Regions from separate parts of the Homo sapiens genome. Here region 2 is linked to region 1. A link is an interaction called in ENCODE POLR2A ChIA-PET data of the cell type or tissue named here. Cell type or tissue: IMR-90. All regions are shown on one strand.

Evidence for each region. Peaks named below come from ENCODE experiments on the same cell type or tissue, not always from the same donor. Only the 100,000 strongest peaks of a DNase experiment are listed, where the experiment ranks them.
Region 2: POLR2A ChIA-PET joins it to region 1 with 5 read pairs; 2 of 35 experiments call an interaction of 5 or more read pairs at or near these places.

The regions. Positions count from the first base shown.
Region 1 is chr3:187,169,244-187,171,743 of GRCh38, reverse strand. No RefSeq gene overlaps it. Among named protein-coding and RNA genes, the nearest start is that of RTP1, 27 kb to the left of the region's middle. RefSeq lists an enhancer at 400-901. In IMR-90, no CTCF peak of the experiment used is centred here; a DNase peak (open chromatin) is centred at 1,443.
Region 2 is chr3:187,309,562-187,312,061 of GRCh38, reverse strand. No RefSeq gene overlaps it. Among named protein-coding and RNA genes, the nearest start is that of MASP1, 19 kb to the right of the region's middle. In IMR-90, no CTCF peak of the experiment used is centred here; no DNase peak of the experiment used is centred here.

The DNA.
Region 1 (2,500 bases):
TAAAAATTATGAACTTCCTAACTTTGTCTATTACACAGACCTGAAAGAAATAAATCATCAATCCATTAGCAACAAGTACCTCTCAGCACCTGGATCACCAAAAGTGATCAGAACTTTCTGGAAAAATAATTCCTTCAGATATAAGTCAATAAATGTATAAAATGAGCCTGGAATATTTTCTTGTACCAGATTTCAAAAATTCCTATTGTCATGTCAAAAGACAAAAGGCAAATGAAACTAACCTGAAGAAGCTTTCACTGGCCAAAAACAAAATAATTGGATCATCAAAAAGAATAATGGCCACAATTCATTGAAGTACATCAAATATGCTAAAAATCCATAAATTAATAATGATATTTTAAATAAAAAAAACCAACTATTTATTTCAAAAATAGGCAAGGGAAAAATATTACATATTTATCTTGGCTTCCTTATGTAATCTGCATTTTGTGATAACCAAATAATAGTTGAGGGGAAGCTATTCTTTAGAGAAGAATTACAATTAATAAAAGAAAAGGGGCCGAGGCGCAGTGGTTCACACCTGTAATCTCAGCACTTTGGGAGGCCAAGTAGGGAGATCACTTGAGGTCAGGAGTTTGAGACCAGCCTGTCCAATGTGGTGAAACCCCATCTCTACTAAAAATACAAAAAAATCAGCTGGGCCTGGTGGAGCACACTGGTAATCCCAGCTACTCGCGAAGCTGAGGCATGAGAATTACTTGAACCCAGGTGGTGGGGGTTGCAGTGAGCTGAGATTGCGCCACTGAACTCCAGCCTGGGTGACAGAGCAAGACTCTATCTCAAAAAGTAAATAAATAAAAAATAAAAGGGAACAATAGGATCAGAATATCACTATTTTGCAGTCCTAATGAAATAATGATAAAGAAAAAAATCTAAATCTGCTAAACTCATTAATTAAGATGTTGTGGGGAACTTTATAGTGGATGGGTCAGGCTGACACCATCTGATCTTACTGATCAATTAAGAAAAGAAAGGCAATCAGACATCACGTGTCTCCTAATATAACGCTGCAGGAACAGTCCAACACTAGCACTGAAATAGTCACATTAAAAAATCCAAATCTGGCTGGGTGCGGTGGCTCACGCCTATAATCCCAGCACTTTGAGAAGCCAAAGTGGGTGTATCACGAGGTCAGAAGTTCGAGAACAGCCTGACCAACATGATGAAACCCTGTCTCTACTAAAAATACAAAATTTAGCTGGGCATGGTGGCGCGTGCCTGTAATCCCAGCTACTCAGGAGCCTGAGGCAGGAGAATCGCTTGAACCCGGGAGGCAGAGGTTGCAGTGAGCCTAGATCGTGCCACTGCACTCCAGCCTGGGTGACAGAGTGAGACTTCCAAAAAAAAAAAAAAAAAAAACATACCTGATCAGGCCTGTAGATAGTCTAGAGGAAATACGAAGTATGAGGAAACGTCTCAGACAAAAACCACAAGAATGTATCACCAAAGTCCAAAATGTGAGCAATTCTACAAGATACATGATTTTTTTTCCAAATAAATAAATGGTAAAGAAGAAGAGGGGGAAGGAGGACTGCTATAAAGTTAAAAAGAATTGAGACGCACAACCCGATGTGATATGTGAACTTTCTGACTGAATCAAATCAACTATAAAAAGGCATGTTTGAGATAACACAGACAACTTAATTATGTACTAAATTAGATGATTTTAAGGAATTCTTTTTGAAGAATTATGAGGAATTATGAAGAATGATTATGAAGAATTTCAAGGAGTTGCATTTGGAAATTTGAAATTTAAAAAAAATTTTAATAGTAAAAACAAAAGCAGAAGGTAAAAGGGAATAAAACTGTAAATAAGATGGATCCAGGACTGGATTTGGGGCATAGATGTATACATGTGTTATAGGAGTACCACAAAACAAGCTCTATGTTTGCAGCTACCAATGTGAGAAGGGAGAGAAAAATAGTGAGAAAGTGCTCAGTACCTACTCAGCAAAAACAAACAAGCTTTTCAGGTAGAGCATCATTCTACTGCTAAGTCCTGAGCAAATCCTCTGCCCTGGATCATCACTTAAAACAAATCCAGGACAGCTTCCCTTTTTAATTTGATTGGCCAAATATTTAAATCCTTTACTCCATACCCCAACCACCTGAACTATATAAGACCAAAAGACCCCTCATCATTTAAGAAACATTTGTTGAACTCTACTATATTTCAGTATGTGTGGTAAGAGTAAAGTATTTATTTACAAAGAAGGCAGACTCTGCTGTCAGTGAACTTAGAGTCTATAGTGATTTGCTGGCATTCATACAACCATCACATCATGCCAAGATAGATAGGTCATGAGAGCGAATAACAAAGATCTCTGGAAGCGGAAGGATTCCTCTTCAAATTCTCAGGACAAGTTAAGGTTTCTTACAGAAACACCATAACTGTGTGTTGTTAGCACAAGATGGGTTTTGCTGGGGGTGACATTCCACATAAACCAAAGGCAGAGGTGGTCTGCACATCCTTCTGGGG
Region 2 (2,500 bases), 140 kb before region 1:
CTCTAATTTCTCCTTTCCTACCTACAACAAAGCCCTGCCCTCTATAAACCCCACCCCCTCCCCACCCCCACCCCTGCAGCTCCAGAGCCAGGAGGCTGGGACTCAAGTTCAGAGAAGGGAGGATGGGGCTCAGGCTGAAGTGCTGGCTGCAAAAGCAGAGGGAAGGAAAAGAAGGAGTGAGGGAATTTCCCCAAAGTCTAGAACAAACAAGCTGAGAGGGGAGAATTGAGCAAATTTAGTCAATTCCGGTGTGGGGGGAATGTTCCTGGGTAATCTGGGAAACTAGATAAGTTGAAGGTTGCCTGTGATTGTGTTTGTCAACACACAGGTGATCTAGTGGAAAGTTACATGGACGATGAAAAAAAAATGGCTAACATTCAGGAAGCATTCAAGTCAATGGCTGACTCTACACTAAGCAGCTTACATATTATGTCTTCATGAAGTAGGCATTATTCCCCATTCATACATGGTGACTGTATGTCATACCAGTACCTGAGTTACATGGACACCCAAACTGCCTGAGGCCTGGAATCAGACTCTTGCTCTATCCACTAGGTTGCTTTATAACCTCCTGGGCTCTGTCACTGCCTACAAGCTTTACGACTTCCAGCAGATTAACTTTTCTGAGCTTTAGGATTTTTTACCAGTAAAAGAAGTTATGCTAAGTATTCCCCAAAAGATTTTGAGGTTCAGATAAAATAGCAAGTTGAAATGCAGGTTGCTTCATGAGTCTCAAACACCAACCTAATCGCTATTAGTAGTGGCCATGGCCTCTGACATTCACAAGGCCAGCCACTTAGAGAGTGGACATTTAGTTCTCAGCACCACTGGGTTGACATTTTAATTCTGTTTTAAATAAAACCATTACTCACTAATGTAACTAATGTTTTATTGTTGCTAATTCCAGAACCATTACACTATGGAGCCAGAAGTTAAAAAGAATTTAACTGAAGACCAAAACATGCTCAGTAGCAAATGCCTCTTTTATAAATAATTTCTGTTCCCAATTCTAACTTGGAAATTAAACAATACACTCCTGAACAACCAAGGGATCAAAGAAGATATCCAAAAGTATCTTGAGAGTAGTGAAAATGGAAACACACATAACTAAATGTGTGGACTTCAACAAAAGTGGTCCTAAGAGGGAAGTTTATAGTAATAAGTACCAATATTAAGAAAAAACAAAGGTCTCAAATAAACAACCTAACTGTATACCTCAAGGAAGTAGAAAAAAAGAACAAACTGAGCCCAATGTTAACAGAAGGAACTAAAGATTACTTCTGAATACATAAAACAGAGACTAGAAAGACAATATAAAAAATCAACAAAACTAAGAGATCTTTTTAAAAAAGGATAAAATTAACAATTATCTGGGCTATCTAAGAAAAAATAAAGAGAAAACTCAAATAAATAAAATTATAAATGAAAAAGAAGACATTAAAAGTGATACCACAGAAATTCAAAGAATGTATTTTATGTCAACAAATTGGATAATCTGGAATAAGTGGATAAATCCCTAAAAACATACAACCTACCATGAAGGAATAGAAAATCTAAACAGTCCAATAATGAGTAAGGAGACTGAGTGAGTAATGAAAAACTTCCCAATAAAGAAAAGCTCAAGACCAGATGGTTTCATAGGTGAATTCCAACAAACATTTAAAGAGGAACTAAAACCAATCCTACTCAAACTCTTCCAAAAAAAAAAAAAAGATGAAGAGGAGAGAAAACTTCCTAATTCATTTTATGAAGTCAGCATCACCCTCATACAAAAGCCAGACAAGGATAATACAAGAAAGGAAAACTATAGGAAAATATCCCAGATAAACATAAATGGGAAAATGTAATAAAATAAATATAGCAAACTGAATTCAACAGCATATTTAAAAAATCATTAATCGTGATGAAGTGGGATTTACCCCTGGGATGCAATGATGGTTTAACATATGCAAATCAGTAAATATGATATACTACATTAACAAAATTTAGAAGAAAAACTATATGATCATCTCAACGGATGCAGCAAAAGCATTTGACAAAATTCAGCATCCTTTCATGATTAAAAAAGACTCTCAAGAAATTAACTATAAAAGAAATGTAATTCAACACAATGAAGACCATATATAACAAGCCCACAGCTAACATTATACTCAATTGTGAAAAGCTGAAAGCTTTTTCTCTAAGATAAGGAGTAAGACAAGAGTGCCCACTCTGGCCACTTCTATTCAGCACAATACTAGAAATCCTAGCCAGCGCAATTAGAAAAATAAAAATAAGGACATCCCATTCAGAAAGAAAGAAGTTAAATTGTCTCTGTTTACAGAGGTATGACTTTATATACAGAAAGCTCTAAAAACGCCATCAAAACAGTTAAAACTGATAAACAAATTCAGTAAAGTTTCAGAATACAAAGTCAACATACAAAGATCAGTAGCATTCCTATACATTGACAACAAACTAGCCAACCCCTGCCCCCGCCAACAACAACAAAAAAAAACAA